Linked DNA regions of Mus musculus: region 2 is linked to region 1. Evidence: chromatin loops called from intact Hi-C (ENCODE). Cell type or tissue: left cerebral cortex. All regions are shown on one strand. Links, peaks and the distances in the headings refer to the core of each region. The heading gives the core; the rest is flanking DNA. Region 1 overlaps Slc10a7 (solute carrier family 10 (sodium/bile acid cotransporter family), member 7). Region 2 overlaps Ttc29 (tetratricopeptide repeat domain 29).

What was found. Hi-C counts contacts between places; a loop is a spot of excess contacts. Peaks named below come from ENCODE experiments on the same cell type or tissue, not always from the same donor. Only the 100,000 strongest peaks of a DNase experiment are listed, where the experiment ranks them.
Region 2: a loop joins it to region 1, with 7 times the contacts of the local background. A loop is called at or near these places in 25 of 42 quality-filtered maps.

Annotation. Positions count from the first base shown.
Region 1 is chr8:78,648,900-78,653,899 of GRCm38, reverse strand. All of the region lies in intron 5 of Slc10a7 (solute carrier family 10 (sodium/bile acid cotransporter family), member 7), which reads right to left. Among named protein-coding and RNA genes, the nearest start is that of Gm39203, 23 kb to the left of the region's middle. In left cerebral cortex, for the core only: CTCF peaks have their summits at 2,015 (motif pointing right) and 4,806 (motif pointing right); DNase peaks (open chromatin) are centred at 506 and 4,803.
Region 2 is chr8:78,230,525-78,247,224 of GRCm38, reverse strand. It overlaps Ttc29 (tetratricopeptide repeat domain 29), which reads right to left. Exons shown (of 14, transcript NM_183096.3): 6 at 903-1,126. Among named protein-coding and RNA genes, the nearest start is that of Ttc29, 26 kb to the right of the region's middle. In left cerebral cortex, for the core only: a CTCF peak has its summit at 8,758; a DNase peak (open chromatin) is centred at 8,768.

The sequences.
Region 1 (5,000 bases), core at 1-5,000:
AACATGTCTACAAAGTTCACAAAAGGTAGATGTGTGCAAGGTGGTGGCTATGACAGAGTGATGGCCAACAGGGACAGAGAGAAGGTAATGGGGGAAATGTGGACTCCAGGGATTTAATTCAGGCCTCTGGATGCAAAGGAGACCAAGAAGAGGAAAAGATGAGGAGGAGGAAGAGGAGGAAGAGGAGGAGGAGGAAGTAAATAAAAACAGTCCAGCCTTCTAGATAACTTGAAATTGACTTCTCTTTAAATAATGCTTTGAAAATAATAGTTTAATTAAAACTATTGTTCAGATTTACTCCAAAGTTTTAATATACACAGACAGAAGAGATCTCTGTTCGTGTGAAATGAATGGGCTTGGCAAAGCTACTCTACTGCTTCTGGATGTGTCTAACTGGCAACACACTCTGCTTCCAGTGCTGGGTGCCGATCAACGCTGAACAGAGACAACTGCATGCCATCTGCTTTGTCTCGTGCATCATGCATCTGGTTTACTCCAGTTTTTACAATATTCCTTATCAGAATCACCCCTCCAGCAGAGAAAAGAAACCCACAACGTTTTTACTCTGAGAGGTTCCAGTCCACAGGCGATGAATTAACCAATGCCTCTAAAAAATATCCCCGCCTCCTGTGAGCATCACTGGTCCTGACTCTTCCTCCCTACCCACAACACAAAGGGGAGGGTTCGGGTACCAGGCTGTCTTTTCAAAGTCAGTTTCCTACCTACCTCCCACCATCAATGACAGTTGAGAATCACTCCCTACTTAGTGCACATGATTTAAAATTAAATATCAGTGGGTAGAAGGAAAAAAAAAAACCAACAGCCCTGGAATATCAACTTCGAAGTGATCTCCGATGCAAATTCTCTCTGGAGCAGTGAGTGCTAGTGCTGCCCTAAGCTTCGCTGGGCTGGAAACAGGAAGGGAAGCAGACTGGGCCAGCAGAGCACTTAGAGCAATGACTACCAAACACCATTTGCAGGGAGGGGTGAGGGGTTATAAAGAGTTGAACAAGATCACGTAGCAGTTGGGGCTGCAGAGTATCTATCATGAAGTCTCAGGGCTGGGTTTACCGCTCCAGAGTCCATGGAAAGTACAGAACAGTAGCACTTTTGTAATCTGAGCTCCCTGAGGCTAGATGCGAAGCTCAGGGGCCAGTTAGCCAGGTATCCACAGCAGCAAACCACAGGAAAGCCAAACAAAATCCTGTCTTAAAGCACCCAACGTGGTCCTCTGACCTCCAAATGTGGGATGAGTGAACCCTGCTCAGCACATACCCCCAATACACACCAACACCATACACACAAACGTACCACACACACATACACACACCATGTCAACAGGCACAAACTTAACTGTGTTAGTTAAGAAAACACAAATAAGTTCTGGAAAGAACTTTTAAAGTATTAGACTTTCACTCTGAAGGCAAATGGTTAAAAACAGCAATGACTCATTTTGCATAATTATATACAGCAAATTACCCTTAATGTTTCAGCTAAGACTCTTCCCAATACAATCACCTCTAAAGTCTTAGTGGATTTTGTAAATAAGGAAAAGAAAATTCGGAGCAGAAATAGCTCTATCTATAGTCACATCATATATTTACTGGTTGTGTGTGTATGTTTATATATGTCCAGGTAAGCTACTTCTCCTGGCTTGGCCTCCTTATTTTGGTAGAAGTGCTGGGGTCACAGACACGCACACTGTGCCTGGCCTTGCCCGGATGTGGACCCAGGGGTGACACTCAGGATGCCAGCCTTGCAAAGCGAGCACTTTCATCCGGGGAGTCTGCTCCCTGGTCCCATCTGCTCTTGTTACTGTTGTTAGGATTTTAAGGCAAGATCTTCCTACAGAGCTGAGGGGGCCTTCAAATTCAACAGTATTTCAGCTTCCGCCTTCCGAGGGCTGATGTTACCACAGCAAGTTAGAGATGTAGAAAAATTGCAAACATGCTTAAAACTAGGTCTTTACAGAAACTGAAAAAAATCTATGTCAATATAATTTTCCTACTTCCCCAGTAGAGGGCAACTTCTACACACTTTGACAGTTAAAAAACAAAACAAAACAAAACAAAACAAAACAAAACACCCAAAATCTACCGTCCAACAACTTCAAGTCTATGCACATCACATCAGTAAGAACCATGAGCCATTTAGAGTAAAACAATATAGCTCCAGCTTATAAACTGATTTCTCCTGCCAGGCAGCTATAAAATACCACTTATAGAATTGAACTTATTAGGAAGCGAGTATACCTAATGAACAATTAGCATGATGATCAATGTAATTACAACTCCAAGACTTTCAGCCACAGCCGACATCAGTTCAAACGACAGTTATCAGTAACTGAAATATAAAAGGAAACAGAACACTGCTCTTATTACCTAGTGTGACTGAATTTGTGTGCCCGATCTGTAAGTGAGGCTCAGGGGAATATGTTTTCAGTAAGAATAACAAAAAAGAGAGACAGAAAAACTGAACACGTTCAAACATTTGAAACATATATGACCGTTTTTGATATTATGAAATCAGAATTAATTCTTTTTTTTAAGATTTATTTATTTTATTTTATGTATATGAGAACACTATAGCTATAAATGGTTGTGAGCCATCATGTGGCTGGGAATTGAATTTCAGGTCTTGCTCGCTCTGGCCAGCACCGCTTGCTCTGGCCCAAAGATTTTATTTATTATTATGTCTAAGTACACTGTAGCTGTCTTCAGACACACTAGAAGAAGGCGTCGGATCTCATTATGTATGGTTGTGAACCACCATGTTGTTGCTTGGATTTGAACTCAGGACCTCAGAAAGAGCAGTCAGTGCTCTTAACTACTGAGCCATCTCTCCAGCCCAGGAATTATTTCTTATCAGTGCTCATGTGTTAATGGCAGCAGGCATAAGGACATAACTGCAGCTACAGTTACGTAGGCAACCTAAGTAAAATCCCACCATATACTTTCTCATGACTGTGTTGTGCTGCAGCTATACAATGTTGCATGTTCTCATTTCCTCCTTCATTCAACAACTATCTTTCTTTCTTTTTTAGTATATGTGATGTGCTAAGTGTTCAGATGCATGTGGGTATGCATGTATGTTCATACATGGGTGGTACCATGTACATGGATGTATGTGTCCATGTGCATGTGTGCTGCTTCTTACTGAAGCAGGGACTGTGGCTGACCAGAGGCTCACAGATTTTGGCTGCTCCACGAGCCAGTGCATCCTGGGATCACCTGTCTGTGTTTCCCACCTTTGTGCTGGGATTCTAGACAGCCACCATGCCTGCTTAGCTTTTATGTGTGTCCTGGGGAGTCCCAATGCTGGTCTGCACACTTGCGGGATAAACCTTTAATTGCCTGATTTCTTTTTGGGTGCTTACAATGTGACAGACACTATTCTAGAAGTTAAGGATACAGATTGACAAAATTCTCTCCATTCTTGTAGTTTATATGCTAAGTAGTAACACTCCCCCTACATACACAACATATAGTTTTCTAAAAGGAAGAACTTACAAGGCACATGGTTACCCATCTCCTAACAATGGTCTCTTGATTAGAAAATTAGTGTTTTCAATATGGATGGCTATCATAAGGAAAAACTGAAATGCTTTCCTTGCACAAAATAGCACAGGGATCTCATTAGGAAAAAATTAATTGTACAGAAAATTTAAAAGGATGATAAGCAGGATTTTCTAGTACTCCACTAAATCATGAGATTGTTTTTAATGAGTCCTTCCAATGACAAACAGCACATCAGTATCCACCCATCCCGACCTCCCGCCATCGGGTAGCGAATGACCCAGGCTGTCTTCCGGCCATCATATCATCCGGACTGCCCGGAACTTTGCCTGTCCTTTCTCAATTGCGTTTCTTAGTGCTCTTCTCCCCAAAGAGTATTCTTCTATTCGACTTATGTTTTATACACAGAAGTCACTTCACTCCTCTCTGAGTCCTCTCAATTCTAATATAAAAAGTGAACATATGGTTTTCCCTGAAATTGGTAGGCTCTGTGGTATACACTGTTGGTTAGTGAACTTCAGAAGCAGCCTGGGAATATGGCCTTTAACTGCTTACAGAGGGACAAACAATAAAAGGGGGAAGGCATTTACCCTGGACAGAGCCCACAGTAACTCCATCAGTCTACACACAATGCAACACTCGTCGACAGTTTCCTGATGTGAGCTGGAATAATAACCATTTCTTTTTTTTTTTAATTTGAATTATCAAGGGTGTAAGTCTCTTTTTTTCCATTTTTATTAGGTATTTAGCATATTTACATTTCCAATGCTATACCAAAAGTCCCCCATACCCACCCACCCCCACTCCCCTACCCACCCACTCCCCCTTTTTGGCCCTGGCGTTCCCCTGTACTGGGGCATATAAAGTTTGCAAGTCCAATGGGCCTCTCTTTCCAGTGATGGTCGACTAGGCCATCTTTTGATACATATGCAGCTAGAGTCAAGAGCTCCGGGGTACTGGTTAGTTCATAATGTTGTTCCACCTATAGGGTTGCAGATCCCTTTAGCTCCTTGGGTACTTTCTCTAGCTCCTCCATTGGGAGCCCTGTGATCCATCCATTAGCTGACTGTGAGCATCCACTTCTGTGTTTGCTAGGCCCCATAATAACCATTTCTTAAGTCAGGAAATCTACATAACAGATTTTTTTATACAACCAAGATCCTCGTATCATTGCGTTTATAATCTTGCTTAATCCACATATTTGCTTTCGTGACTCATTCTATAAAAATTTGAGCAGTGGACTTTTTAAATTTATAAAACAATGCAAAGGAAACCCATGGCACTAGGTGGCACTGTGGGACCTTCCAGGGCAAAGCAATACCAGAAAGTTCTGTGCTAGACAAATTGTTACCGTTGGTTCTGTGCATATAAGTGCACATCAAATATTTTGTGCATCGTCCAATGCCACGCTCATAAAAGCAGCACAATACTGAAACAAGTTCAAAAGAACTCTTTCGGGAAGACACACTCTCATTTCTAATCCCT
Region 2 (16,700 bases), core at 5,712-10,711, 410 kb after region 1:
CATATTGCCACGTATAGCATGAGTCTTTCTTGTCTTTCTTTTGTGTCCTCTTGTCTTTTCAGTCAGAATGATGCAGGAAAAATTTGAAATGCCAAATTCCATAATTTTTTTTCCTTTTTTCGAGTGAAAACAACAAATACCTAATACAGACCTAAAAATGTTAAATGGCAAAGCCCATATAATTTTATCATATTTTCTTAATACTTAATTTTCTTAAATACTTTAGAGTATTAAGTACATAACACTTTAAATATAAAACACCAACTTTATAAAAAAAGTGTTAAAATATGGCAAAAGAATGCCTTAAAATGATTTTGTGAAACATAGGAAATTAACTTTTGAAGCCACAATCATGGGTTGCATATTATTTTCCCCTTTCTTCTGAAAAAGTGTCTCACAATGTAGCTGAGGCTAACCCCAAACTCAGAATAAGCTGTCTCTTTGTCCCAAGTGCTGGGATTACAGCCTTAACAATACCCTAGAAATTACAGGCTTTTCATGTCTTTTTAAATACTACCATTTTCTAATCCAAGCTGACAGGATCTCATGACAAAACTTTGAACGCTCGTTACATAGATGCTAAAACAAACTATGTCTGTGTGGTTTTTATGTGACAGTGCCTTGAAAACTGGTCAATATTCATACAACACAAAGACAAATCAGGATGTGTTCTCAATGATAGGACAGGTTTACACCTGTTGGAAACTTATGGAAATGTTTGGTAGAACACTGTCTTCCCAGGCTTGCAATGACATCTGCAGAATGTCTTTGTAGCTGGTCATTTAGCCTTAAAGCCACTCAGTGGAATAGGTTGAACTGTGTGATTTGTCTTAATGTATCAAATTCATAGGGTGACATTTTGGAATCTTCCCTGGGGTGCAACCCCACATCCCAGCACCTACCTTTCCTCTCGGCAGCCTCGGCCCTGGTCAGGTAGTGGTAGAAATTGTCTAGCTTGTCCGGCTGGTCCTCCAGAGGCCTCTGCTGCCAGAAGAGGGACTGTGCCTTCGCAGCTTCCCGGAGCTTATCCCACTGTTCCATCAGTGCAAAGAGCTCGGTGAAGGACTTGTGGAACCCATCTCGCAGCATGTCCACGCAGATGCTCTTCTTGTATGAGTTCCTGTGGCTGGGAACACGAGCAGAACACCAGCCATTTTAGACCAGAGAGGGGTTCTCAATCTCTAAACACCAGACAGGCTTTCTTACTCATCTTCCTCAGCGAAAGCATGAAAACTATCAAGAGATCTTTGTGACAAATCAAGCAACTTCCATTTTAGAAGGATGCAGAGAGCTTACCTAACACAGTTGTGTTAATGTAACCGCACCTCTGAAAAGGACAAATGTGTTACTTTAACTATTCAAAGTTTTTTTTTCATACACACAGACAAATACAAACACGTCCACTCCCTACCCTACCCTCTACACACACCCCTGCTCAAACCAACCAACCTATCAGCAGACCAAACAGACCTGCCAGCCAAGTAAGAAGACCAACAAGAAAAAAAACTTGTTGAATATTAAAAGTCCATTAATTTCTGTATTATGTAGTTCTACAATCTGTTATTGGAATTTGGCCATTTCCAGTCAATCATGCTTCTGCATTTAATGTTTTAAACAATTACTGAAATACCATAGTGTGTGTGTGTATGTGTGTGTGTGTGTATAGATACATATATATAATATACATATATATATATATACACACACACATATATATATGTATGTATATGTACATATGTGTATATATATACAGGTAGGATCAAATGAATGGTTTGATAACTCAATTATTAAGTAAGTAGATAAACAAATAGAAATTCACTTCCTAGTAAATTTGGAAATTTGGAAAGCCGAGACAGGAGGATTGTTCATTTGAATTCAGCCTGGGCTACATAGTATGAGCCTGTCTCAAAAGATAAAACCAAATAAAAACCTCCTAACACATACTTTATTGTTCATAAGCACGGATAAAGAAACAGATGACTCTCTGTTGTATTTATCCCACAAATCCCTACCGGCTTTCTCATGATGAAATACCTACTTTTTCCATTTTCTTATGTGTGTTGGGTGCATATGTGTGTTGTGCATTGTTTGCATATGTGTGAAAGTACAAATGCATGTGTGTGTGCCTGCGGGTGGGGGCCTGCGGTTGATGTGAGGGACATCCATGATCACTTTCGAGCCTTATTCTTGGGGGCAGGGTCTCTAAGTCTGACCCAGATCTTACAGATGCAGCTAGTTTTACTAGCCAGTTTGTTCTGGAGACACTCTGTCTCCACTCCCTGAGTTAACGGCAGTTAAAGGCAGGTGGATACACTCTCTGGCATATGTGTGAGGTCTGGGGATCTGAACTCCAGTTCTTATGCTCGAGTGGCAAGTGATTTAACTTTTGAGCCCCCAAACTCAGCCATCTCTGCAGCTCCTCCCCCCCCCCCCCCCACCGCCCGCCAAGATGTACTGTTCTAGGCCAAAAAGAGTCAGTGCCCTTGTAAAATCTGTATGCCTGTTCAAGGGAAGACACAGACAACAACTAAACAGACACATAATAAACAATGATTGAAAATGTTTATTTAAGAGTTACATGTGCTGCCAGGTGTGGTGGCACCGGTCTTAATCCCAGCACTCAGAAGGCAGAGGCAAGCAGATCTCTGTGATTTTACATGCTGAGTTCCAAGCCAGCTAGAGTTTTGTAGAAGGATCCTGTCTGAAAACAAACAAACAAAAAACAAAAGGAAAGAAACAAAAGGAAAAAGAATACACATGCTTATGGAGAACATATGGGGTAGTCACTGTTTAACCAAAAGAACAAGTAGATATTAAAAGATAGTTTCAAGTAAATTACTGTATGTTCTTTCTTTAAAAGAAGACAGTTCGATGTTTAGGACAATTGATCTGATGGGGAACTGACTACTGGCAATACAGGCTTGAGGGTCGGTGGAATCTACCTGATCACTCAAAATCAGGAGTTCTGATGTGGAGCCCGACATGCCCTGACATCCCTACCTGAACATCCCTGAATCCCATTCCTTTCCCTGTGTAAAAGCCTGTATTAGCATCAGTCCTAACCACATTGCAGAACTCTTCTAGGAACCCATGAAATACCGTGTGTGCAAACTCTCTGGGAAATACTAACCCTGTGGTGGTTGGTTCTCACCTTCTAGCTATGCATTGGATTCACTGGAGGTTTGAAAACAAAACCTACCCGCCTACCAAGAATGTCTCATGCAGTGGCCCTGCTTAGGTATGGAGGGAAGCTAAGTGTGGTGAGACACTGAGGTTGCTAAGGCCAAGAGTGGCAGAGCTAGCTGCCGAGGAGGCTGGATCGGGGCTACATTAACAGGATGCACCTGTGGATAGTTATTATTATTGTGAAGCTAGGAGTGGAACATGGATGGAGTCTTTGAGCATGCTAGGGACCATTCCTCCCGAGCTCCACCCCATCCACATGGCTGCATTTGAGAAGTGTCTGGAAGGATCGTCCTACATGAACTTGAACTTTAGCTCTCTCCCACCTGATAACCAGATTATTTACAGAAATAACTGATAGAGAGTAAAGAAACTATCTTCCTATACCAAAAAATTAAGAGCCATCATGTGATTCTAAGATTAAAAGAGAAGACTAATGCATGATTTCTGTTTCCTGCCATGTCCTCTGATCCAGTGAAAAGGGCCCAGAATAGAAGGGTCAGGAGTGAACCTGTGAATGGGCCACACCCCCTTTCTCCCACCCCCCTCCCTCAAATACTAGGCGAGGTAGAAATGGAACTCGGTTTCTTGTAATATCCAGAAGAATTGGGAGGGAGGGGGCAACTGTGCCCATCTCTTGTGGGATGCATGAAGGTATGAGGACAACCACCATCTATCTCCTTGTCCATCTCCCTGAGCACAGGGCATATGGAAACAACCAACTCTCAGGTTCTAAGCAGAAGACAGCTGGCCCTTTAATTTCTCAAGGACCTAGGACAACACGAGAGGGACACCATAACATCCCAGGTGCTCTGTGTGCCACACTGAAGGTTTTGGACAGAGAGGGCCACAATTCCTGCCACCATAGTTTCAAACAGCAGCAAGGTTTGTATGCTAAAAGGCTATGTATAGGCTGCACATGGGGACAGACCCAAGACACAAGCTGTGCTGGAGAGATGTGGCAGCTCAGGCTAGCTCATCTGCAGAGCTGATGGCGAAGCTCAGCCAGAGATGCACCTGGCCACCTCTGTGGGACTGCATAGCTCAGGAATACACTCAGTAAGAGAGCTTGCCTTCCAGAAGCTTAGAAAACCAAAGCTTCTAGATACCTGCTAATGGCGCATAGGGGAAGGTCTGGCTGAGTGGCCTGGTGGATTCAAGGCTGATATCTCTGGGATTATCTTGTTCTCTGTGCTTTGCTGATCACTATCAAGCTGCTACAGATCACTTTTAAAATGAGAAGAAAGGAGACTCGGTGGCATGGTTTTCCTTATCTGTGGGGGAAAGCGAAACCATTTCTGTAAGTAGCAGCTCCTCGTTTATGCCTTACTGGTCAGAACTGGGTCAAACGCCACCCTGCTATATTGCAAACCAACACTGCCTTTGGTTGCCATCTTGTTCAGGAAAGGAAGATACTGCATCAGAGATATGGACACTAAAAGATAAGTTTCTGACTTTTTAGGACTAAAGCTGAACTTTCGTATATATTTTCGTTTGTGGGACCCAGTAATTCTATTGCCTTTTGGCTCCCACACTGAGTGCAATGTTGTTTAGTTTTGTTTTGTTTTTCTGTTGTAGGAGGAGAGGTGATGGTAAGTGGCTTTTGAATGTTGAGAAAGATCACCACACTGGTCTGGCTTTATCTGAGTGACAAGATAAGATTTTGACACTAGGGAGGATTAATGCTGAGGGCCAGGAATTAAAATGAAGTTATATATATACATACATATATATATTAGACTTAGAGTCCGTGACTCTGAACTTCACACCTGATCCTACAGAAGGAGTGGAGGAGGACAAGCCCGGAAGCTTCGAGGAGAGATAGTGGGCTTTGCTGGCCACTCATGAGAAAGGCTGTAGGTCTGGATCCAGGGCACAGGAGGTAGAGAAGCTGTTGGCTCCAAAATGTATTTAGGTGATGGCATGTGGTGGTGGCATGACTTGGTGACTGGTGTTACCAACGTGAAGAAGCAGATTGACAATGGGTCATATTCTAAAGAGGGGAAACAAATGGTTGATTGGACTTTGAAAATGATTAACTGGAGTTTGTGGAATCTGAGGATATATGTGATTGGCAGTCCAGAAGGCCTCAGAGGATGGAGGCTGTAACGCCAACCTTTCTTAAAATAAGAGATGCTATCTCTGTGTGTTGGAGGCTCTCACCATGTATGTGAGAAGACCTCCTGGGTCAAACATAAAGAAAAGTGAAATGCTGGCTTTAAACACTAAGTTGGAGCATCATAAGAGCCACTCCTGCAAGATCAGGTGAGAAACAAATGCAGACAAGCACCCCAGGCCTCCTTTGTTGGCCTAGAGAGATGGAAAAGGGTCATTTGCTGCAGGTGACCTGCCCAGCATTGAGGCCCCCCCCCCACAGCTAGCAGCATTCTAGAATAGATGAAAATAACCAGTCCCACTGGAGATAAGTTATTTGTGGGTCAAGAATTTTAGTAATTTAATCAGGGCCTTTTTACCAAAAGGATGAGTACTGAGGTAAAGTGTTGATCCACAGACACTGTCTGGGAAACAGGATGAAAGCAGGACTACAGCTCATTCAAGGAGGCAATGGCTTCTTAGGAACACTGTTGGGGCTGTTCTTGCTATCCACCGTCTGTTAAGGGTGCTATGACTTGGCCTTTCCTTCTGGACCAAGTTCTCTCCTAATTTCCACCTAATTAGTTACTAAATAATACCCTTCCAATAAGGCCACTTCCACTTAATTTAGTCATGATCAGTTGCTGCTCCCTATGGCCCTAAATTCCCAAAGCCCCACCAAAGGCTGGACTGAGATTATGTCTGAGATAGCTTTCAGCTTCCAAACATCCACGAGATGCAATTGGCATCCATTTCAAAAATATCTAGTGAATGTTCAAATGGCCATTCTTCACGAAGATGCTCTAACAGTCAATATTTCAATATGTATCTATAACTATGCTGACGTTTTGATTTGGCACATAGGTTTGCACATGTGTAAACTTATGTATCATCAAATAAGCCCTGTTATTCAAACCCAGGATGAAGAAAAATCAGTGATGTCAACCTACTCAATAAATTCCCATTCAGACCTTCATAGTTAATGTAAATCTTTATTTACTAAGATCCCTTGATTATTTGGAAGTAACAGTGTGCGTCAGTTCTTGCTAGTATATTTGAACTCTTCAAATTTCTGTTTCTTAATAGACAACTGTAGTCAAAGTTCTCTTGCTTTGTGCAAATGTTTGTTTATTTTAAATATAAAGACAATAGAATTTTGTCACCTTTTTAATCATTTTTCCTTGGGACCTGATTGTTTTACTCCTCAGTTTTAGTGACACACCAAAACATTTATGAATATTGGTCTAAACTAAAATATGTTGCTTTTAGGCATCAGAATAAAAATTTATACAAGGGGGAAAAGAGAACTCTGGGAACCCCCTGAAAGGATTTCATATTACGGAATTTGACGCCAGTGCTCACAGAGAACAAGGGGTATGCAGATAAATGTGAGGCCATTACTGGCCACATCAACCACCTATAAGTGTGTTCCAGGAAGTGATCACAGAGGCACATCAGACTTCGGTGCCATGTCAGCTACATCAACCCAACATAAGCTAGAGGGCCACTAGAGAGGAAGGTGTTTTCTTAATTAGTGATTGATGTGGGAGAGCCCAGCACATTGTGGGTGATCTCACCCCTGGGTGGCCTTGGAAAGCAAGCTAAGCAAGCCATGAAGAGCAGGCCAGTAAGCAGCACCCCTCCGTGGCCTCTGCATCGGCTCCTGCCTTCAGATCCCCCCAACTCCCTTTTAAGGCCCTGGTTCCACTGCCTTCAGTGATAAACTGTGATGTGGAAGGGGAAGCCAAGTGGACCCTTTCTACTTAAGTTGCTTTTGGTCATGATGTTTCCTCATCGCAGTAGAAGTCCTAACTAAGACACCGGGATGGGATCTGCAGCTGGGGAATGGATTTTCAAACTAGATGTAGTTCTATCTACATGGTGTCTATTGCTATTTAAAGGCACCACTCAATGGCGATCTGGTTATTTCAATTTGCATCAAAACTCCTCTAAAAATATTTGTGTTGCCCAAAGCCATAGAAGCTTGCAGGGGACAGAACTCTTTCTGCCCCTGATTCATAATTTTTCCACTCTCCCATAGTTACATAGACAACCTCGCCCTTCTTCATCTTCTCTACAGTGTTCTGCTTAATTGCACTGTTTGTTTAAAAATTTGATACATTCTGACAACTATGATGCAATACCCTGTTTGAATCACGTAGTCTTTATCTGAGCTAATCTGTGTTCAAACTGGGCCAGGAAAGGTGACCAGAGTCATTCTGAGACCGTCCCAGAGGAGCCTTCTTCTTAAAACGAGGGGCTGGCAGGTGATGGCATCCACGACAAATGGATTCGATAGCGGAGTCTTATTGGAGGGTATGAAGGAAGCACACTGGCAAACATTTAATAAGAATGAAAACCAAACCCTTCTACAAACAGAGCTGGTAAAGGGGAAGCAGACGGGCATGGTCCGCTTATTCTCTTTGCACGTGAACGTGAGTTAGCTAGAGATGGACTTTTAAAACCCAAGCACTATTACCTCTCCAAATATGTGGGGAATAAATTTATCGCATTTCTTTACGGGCTAAACTGGAATCAGACTATCAGAGTGAACCTTCACATTCAGAGACTTCAAGCACAGTTCAATAAGGAAAAAACATACTTTAAAACAAGATCATAAAAATTTTATTTAATTCGACAAAGATAAACTTGAAAGATCTGTAAGAGCTCATCAAAAGTCAGGCTAATACTTTTATTCCATTAAGTTAATATTTATAAGCCACTAGTGGGATATCTGTCGGTTTTAACAGTCTTACGCTCATATTGGAGGGATAAATGTTATTGGAATCACCTGCGGGATAATTACACTGACTTAATGAATACCGAAACAGCCTCAGTTAATATAATTTCCACGAAATAAAGTGAACTGCTATTCTTACCTCTGCTTTCCAGTGTAGGTAGATATTACACACGATCAAAATGAAACAAAAAGTTATTTTCATGCACACACTCACACGGATTGCATAAGTGCCTAGCTCTGGTTCAATACTTTTCACTCTTGCAATTTTTTTTTCTCCAAAAGCTGAACAACAACAACAACAGCAACAACAAACATTGGCAAGCATTTCTCTATAAATACATAAAGCTAGAGGAAAGAGATAAAATAAAAACTATCATAGCACTTAGAATGACTTTACTTCAAAAATAAATGGAATTTCAGTGAACAACGACAGCATTCATTATCTAAATGTCTGCTTTAAACTAATTAAAAATTAGTTACAGTGATGACGAATACTGATTGAGAATCGTCCTATATGTACACTACATACTGGAAAGTAACAAATGAATGGGGGTTTGCACTTTTAAGGGCTTTTATTTTATTTTCCATGTACTTCCAAATAGAGTCAGGTACAAAGTTTTAAACATTAAACAAAAACAAACAAACAAACAAACAAGCCAACAAGCAAACAAACCAAACATCCCTTCCTTTAAAAAGCGCCAAGGTTTCCAGTGAGTTGACTGGTCTCTGGGGGCATCTACTGGAAATTTAGCAAACTGCAGTCACATCATGTAAATCTGATAACTTTGAGTTTTCATCTTAATACAGATATTATTTTAACTGATATGCAAGCAAGGTGGCACCCAAATAATATACATGTAAAGTTATGCATGGCATCCTAGCTGATCCACGTGACAAGGGCAAAGGAGGAAGCTGTCTATGAGTCCAGTGAGCCATACCCCGTTGCTTTAAGTAGCATGTTAGGCCAACGTTTTCAAATCATTTAGTTCTCATTTATGGAAGAATTGGGGCGCACTATCAGTAGTAAGCACTCATACCTAGTAAGGAAAATGCAAACACTTTGCAACTGTGACGGTTTCTCAGAAACCCACATTGCTTATCTGTACAGCCACTAACTACAAATTAACAGTGCAATTGATTTTCTATATGGTTAAGTTTAGCTCTTCCATGTTAATATCTTGAAAAGCAGAATTTTGGTATATTTAAATTTAAAACTCTCTTTAATTATGACTAGTCACTATAATTTGGATTATTCATTAGGATTAGCATGACTGATTCTTCTAGATATTTCAAAACGTGAAGAATAATGCACATATTTTTAAATATACATTCCAATAAAGAACTTCTCATGCTATTTTATTTATGACTAATTATGTGGTAAGAATTTTAATGGCATAATTAGAATCACAACTTTCATTCTTTATGAAGGTTATGGGTATATATTTAAAATAAAGTTTTAAAAATAATTTTATATGTTTAAGTATCGTGCTATGCCTTCTATCATTACATATTTTACATGTTATCATAATTTTAGGTAAAATTCTCTTTACAACGATTAAAATAATTAACACCTAGCATGTATTAATTTATGTTTTCTGAAAAATTTTCTTCAGAATAACCACTTAAATAAGTGTGGTATAATCCATTATGTAAGCTTTTAAAAATGAAAATAAAAATATTGCAATTAGATATTAATACAATAGAATATTTTGTTTCAGTTTAGATTTAGATCCAATTAGGTATCTAGGTTAACCTACTAATTTAAAAAAAAATAAAATCTAGCACATTGACAGTGAATAGAATTGATATGTAATACCAATACCAGTTGTAAGTTTACATATTTGAATCTTTGGAAAACCTGTTACTCATGCAAGTTTTTATCTATATTTTAGGAAAATACAAATTCATATCTATTAATAAAGTAGAAAGCATAAAATTTTGACATTTTCACAGCACAGGTACAGAATACAAAATATTATTTGAAAAATTCTACTTAATTCAAGCACATCTTTTTTTTTCTTTTAAATTTTTTTTAAAGAAACCTAGTAATAAGGTAGAATTATTACTAATATAGTTCTTTTGGGTAATACAACATTTAAAGACATAGTTAACAAAAAAAATCCTCCCAACAAGAATTTCTTTCTAGACGGGTAACTTCATTTTAGAATACATGAAATATTTCTGTAGCAATAAGCGAATGTTAGGTCACACATTCCATTATTAGCACTGACATTTGGCATTCAGTGCAGTGACTCTGGTGAGACCAGGGGTTGTTTATCAACCCAGCAATGTCTTGCTGGCCATGATTACTGGACATCACAAGAGGATGGATTTGATTCAGCAAGCAGCACAGGACCGCAGCCCTTCGAATGACTTTAAATAGTTCTCTTAATAATATAAAGGCATTTAAAAATGTATTGATCACACTAAAAATGATTTACCCAAATGATTTCCATTCATTCAAATCTTTGAATCACAGTGGCCACCATTAGTTGAGCACGAATCAACAATGCACCCAGCAATGGCACAGAACTAGTTATCCACAAAAGCTGTCATGCAGAGAACTAGCTATCCACAAAAGCTGTCACGCAGTATTTTAGCAGTAGACATCTTTTTGTTGAGAAATAAAATCTCAAATTGTATCCACATTTTTACAAAGTTTCTTTGAGAGTTTCGTATAAAAGCCTGGAAGAGAGCCCTTATATAAGTATCCAGGTTTGTATAGCATCTAACTACTTGCAAACCTTTGTAAGAGGGTCAGGGTGAAACTGCCTTAGAGTAGAGCAGCAACTGCGGAACCAGGCAGAGTGAGTGCGCTGTGCACCGAGTGCCCTTTTAAGAGTTTTTCCAGGGAATGAATATTAAGCCAGAATGAACACCTTTGGGTAAAAGGAGCAGACACAGAGATTTATGGTGTTTGGTTTGTTTGTTTGTTTGTTTGTTTATTAGTTTTGTTTGTTGTGGTTCAAACGACACTGTAATTTTCAACCCTTGGAGAGCCAACAAAGAAGTACAGTTTCTAAAGTGACTTTTAGTGAGAAAAAGGAACTCAGTAGGTAATATAATTTTATTATATTGTGTCCTGATAAACACTGAATGTGAAGTAAAAATTAATTTCACATATCATGACTACAAACACACCAAAGTATTAATGTTGCTACAGCAACTGAATACTTTCGTGTAAATTAATATGATAATTTATGGTAGCATAAAACTCCACCCACAGAATATTGTATCTACTATTTTTTATATGTAATTTGTTGTGTCCTACACAATTTTTGAAATCATAAGATTTGAGGTTGTTTTTCTCAAAAAAGCCCCTCCCAAAACAAAAACCCACTTTCTTTATTTCGGCTTTCATCTCTATAAATAAAGCAATTGGTTCTCCATGTAAGGTGAGTGAAATGGGAAAATAGGAGAAGAGAAAGCCGGAGAGCTAATCTTAGGGAACAACCTGTGCCTTACAACAAAGGCAAGGCCGTGTGGCAACCCGACCAACATGTTTTCTGGGTCCGGCCTGGCTGTTTTCAGGGAACGCCTCACACTTTGCCTGTGCCAGAGTTCCTGAGTTTTGCAAGTAAAATTCCGTTTCTTGCACTCTTGCTGGGAGTCGTGAGAGTCTGTGGTTTGCACCTTCCCATTAAAAATGTATTGTATTTTTTGAAATTATTCACCCCGCCTTTTATCCAGATCGCGCCTTTGAAAGGAGGAAGTGGATGATGAATGGAATAATTCATGACTTCCCATTAAATATGAAACTTTCTTTTGCAGAGTTTAGAAAATGAAGTTCTACATAATGTACAGAAGTTGATTAGAACTTTTTCTACATCTTTTTTTTTTGAAATCTCTCACATAAAACAACTACATGAAGAGGCTTCTCTGTAAAAGGAAAAGCAGTTGATTCTTTGCACCTATGGTTTCCAGCTTTCTGTTCTTGTGTTTTTGCCTCTAAACACACGCACATACACTAGCACATGCACTCCCAGTCATGCACACACTCAAACATACACTTCTTAGGATTACTTAAAAGCATTAAAATGATGACAGGAAACATGTACATGAGGCTCTTCGGTTGACAAGTACTTAGGAGAAATGTGACACCCTTAAAACACAAAAGGAAAAAGTACATAATTTAAAAAATGACAGCCAAACATTATTCATGCTCTTTAGTATGAAAATAAATAGAAAAACTTGCATTTTGATTTTTTTTATAGTGTGACATTTCTTCAGTGAGGTGATGACATTTGCTGTGAAAACTGAACAAGACCTCACCTCTTCAGAACCTCCTCGCTCCCTCAGCCGCCTCTCTGTCCCCTTTCCCAGGGGCTCTGCTAAACCTACTTCTTCCTTTTCCTTTTGAAAAATTAAGTTCATTACGAGCGTAGGCTCATTTTACCACTGTCATTTTGTATTTTTTAGATGGAAAAAAAAAAAACCAAACCTATGGTAAATTGAGTAAAAAGACAGGTTACATCTCAATGCTCAAGGGCAACTCCAGAACTGATTTTTGTGGTTCTAAGGTGACTGCCTCACCAATGACACAGTTTTCATTAGCATCCTTTAACTTTCTTCCACATGAAAGGTAAGTTCAGGGTGTGCTTTCCCTTGTCAGACTTAAGGACAGAGTTATAAGGCATTTGGAGTAAACCTTCTTTGATTATCATTATAAAGAGATGAGTATCACACACACACACACACACACACACACACAGAGAGAGAGAGAGAGAGAGAGAGAGAGAGAGAGAGGGAGAGAGAGAAAGAGAGAGAGAGAGAGAGAGAGAGAGATAGATGAATGCTCCTCGCAGGCCCCGTGCATGAGGGATCAAACTTCCAGAAAGCGGTGAGAAGCGCAATAATGAAAAGCACAGACACTGATCATTCTGACCCTCTGCCAAGACAGAGTCTGGGAGAGATAACTTGCCATAAATAGCATGTTGACCTTATGGCAGCTATCATGAATATCTAGAAAATTACTAGTCAGGACTAACAATATTTAAAATCAAGTTTTGTAATTAGCAAGAGTGTTGTAAAACAAGGAGAAGGTATTTTTGAGAATACAAAACAATGTTGAATTCAAACTTAAAAAAAATTGTACATAAAATAGAGAGCAGGCAGGGAGTGCGTTGTCTCTTTCTAGTTCCTGAACAACACTGAAAATGCTAACAGGAGGCGAGCAGGCAGCCTTCGCAGCACGATCAACAGCACACAGAACAGAATTCAAGCAGAAAAACAATCAGAAGAGCAGAAGGCTCAGAGGTCTATAAATGGATGGATCACTGAGAAATACGGCAGGCAGAAAAAAATGCACCAGATGCAACGGCTTCAACATGTAGAGAATCAACAGGACAATGAAGACAAAGTGATTGAAATGAATTTTCTCTCAGAAACTTACAGATACAGTAAAAGAAAAATTACATGGCTAACACATACCCGGCTGAAGGGAATAACAGACTCAAGCAAGCTGGTGACTGGATCCCAAAAGCTATGTCTGCCAACTGTTCAGCAAATTAATGTACAACATGGATTAATTTCTAAAACGTACAAGACTGTTTTTATAAAAGTTGGCTGTACTAGCTACACTGGAAATTTCATGAGCTTATATCATGCACGGTGTATCATCTGAGCCAAGGTTCCCTCCTCAAACCCTCATTTCCACTGAATGAAAGCAGCAGAGAGCAAGCACACACAAAAACCATTCGTCTGCAAATGCATAAACAAATCTCTAATTTATTCATTGCTTCAAAGTGAAGCCTTTTATGGACTCTTGACATATTTGGGGTTTTAAAGATGCCCAAACATCACATCCCTGAGAAGCAAGCGTCCTCAGGTCAGAAGGAAGCTTCCCACAGGAGTGTTGTGAAAACAGGGAGCAGCCGTTCCGAGCGAGCGAGGAAGGCACTTCCAACTCAGGGTGACAGAAAGAAATAACGAAACAGACACAATGAAATTAGACCAAAGACAGAGCAGAAGAGAACACATCAAGGGTAAACTGAAAGATAATAAAATAGAAGGAGGTGGGGGGCATCTCACAAAACAAACAGCTACTTATATAAAAGACAGAGAAGTCGCTTCGAACCTTATCAAGAATGAGGCAGGAGCACAAAAGCAGATGCAGCTGTGCACAGCAGCCGCACAGCCCTAATTACAGCAACAGCCATAGTCTTTCATGTACAGATGCTGATCGCAACGCTTGGCATATAATTATCTGATTTAAACCTCCCAATGTTTTCTATAAAATTGTAGGGCAGGAAAAGAAAGATTACAGGTTAACCCTATGATTTAGATGAAAATGTACACATACATACAAACACACACACACACACACACACACACACACACAGAGAGAGAGAGAGAGAGAGAGAGAGAGAGAGAGAGAACAAATCAAAGCTACACCATGTAAGTAGGTTTTACCCCAGAATTGAGGGATATAGTCCAATTTTAGAAAATTTAGTAATTTTATTATCATCTTAGCAAACTTTATGATCACCTCAGAAAAAATTAGAAAATTATTTTAAAATGTTAAAAGCCCATAATGTCTAAGAAACGTAGAAACTGAGGAAACTTTTTGTTGGCAATATGTACCTATTAAAAACACATGGGAAAACCCCCTTCACGTTTTGCAGTACACTGGAGAATAACATTGGAATTTGGTGCAATCCTCACTGAAGACCCAGTGACAATTTTAAAATCCCTACTAAACAGCAATATGCAAGAAAAGCATTTGGAACAAAGAGGGGCACCACATACAACTGAATCCATGAAGAGGGCTGTGGCACCAACTCCAGGACAGGCAAAAAAGTCAGTCACCCAGAACACCATGCTTGTGTGTGTGTGGGCGGGGGGAGCACCAGAAAGCACACCCGAGAATAAGAGGTACCGCAGTTTGGGGAAAGACTTGGGAACAGTGGATTTAATCACAGATTTTAAAGATTATTTCTTAACATTGGTGTCTTGCACACACATGTAAGATACATTGCATACACTATAGTACCCCTCTGCACTTAAAAATGTACTTCAGATACTTAAATCGGGTTCTAATCACTTTCCTGTCTTGGTAGGTTTATGGTAATGTCACCACTAAAATCTTCCAGTGCTTAAGCCTATCTCTTGGTATAGTGACTTTGTAGGCACATATTTTGGACTTCTGCATTAGTAATTGTTTATTGGCTTGAATAGTGACTTTTCTCTTAAATTCTGTATCCTCCTATTCCACTTGTGTGGTCATTTATGAGGGAAGCATAGGAGGGTCCAGAGAGGCTGCATGTGTGCACATGTGTGCATAGGTGTTTATTCATATGTATATGTGTGCATATATGTATGTGTTTGGGTGTGCATGCATGCATGTGTGTACATGTGTATGTGCATGTATTGAGTGTATGTACATGTGTATGTGTGAGTGTATGTAAGTGCGCTTATGTATTTGTGTGTGTGGGGGAACGTGTGTATATGTGGGCATGTGTATGTGAGTGCGTATGTGTTAGTGTGTGGGCATGTAAGTGTGTGTGCATATGAGTGGTGAGTGCATATGTGTGTGTGTGTGTGTGTGTGTGTGTGTGTGTGTGTGTGTGTAGGTTTGTCAGCTTTTGCTTCAGCTGTAAATGACTTTCGGTTGATGGTCTCTTTGACTGTTCCATCTTGCAGATTCTTGTTCTTCTTCACTTATTGTAACATTTCTTGTAATTGTAGTATTTCTTTCTCTGTGCTAATTTGGAATTTAATTTTGTTATTTTATTTAGTTTTATAAAAAGGAAACTCAGAGCATCAGTTTGTCACAGAACAGAACAAAAATCAAGTGGCAAATCAGAAAACACTTGCCACAAACAAAAGAGAGGCAAAATCAGGCATTTCAAAGTGTATGTGATACAGCTGAGGGGTGTTTAAAGGGACACTCACAGAGCTGCAATGCTCGTATGTCAGAAGGATAAATATCTACAGGAAGAGTAGCCTAGGGAGGGAGAGAGGGATGGAGGTGGGGGGAGGGGAATAGACAGGTAGGTAGGTGGTGGGTGAAGAATCTAGTACCATCTTGGGAATTGTGGAGGAGTCTGGAGCCTGGCCTCTAATGCAAGCCATCACATTCTCTCCAGCTTAGCTCCCTTTCTTCTTGATGAACCACTTTTCCTACCTCAAAACTTCTTTTCCTTTATCACAATTTCTTGGTCTCATTGCTAAGTGTCTCCCTGTACAAGTACATCCAGTGCATATAAATATGTAAGACAAAAGTTTAGCAACCCTGCTACACAGCGTTCCACTGCCTTTTGTTACCAATTAACATAATCCTTTGAGCACTCTGGGCCCAGCCTTCCCATCACTGCATCTGCTTGTCCAGATGAAGAGGCTGAGTTATGGAAGGTTAAAAGGAAGTGATCCACAGCCAGCCAGCTGTCTGTGAATACAGAGCTGGGAATCAAGCACAGAGGGTCTTGCTTGAAATCTGTGCTCTTCCACTAAGACTCATAACCTCCGCTGCTGAGCCTTACTGAGTGCAGTACTCTTGTTTCTATTCTATTTTATGATTCCCCTCTTTTTATTTTTAAAATGCTGGCTGTGCTCCCCAAACTAATGGGTCATAATCACTACTCTCTAATGGGTCACAATCTATAGTTTATTAAATATTAATGCTTGGGGAAATAAAGCTTATGTTTATGATGGTCCACAGTTACTCCGAGAGCAGCAATGGGGG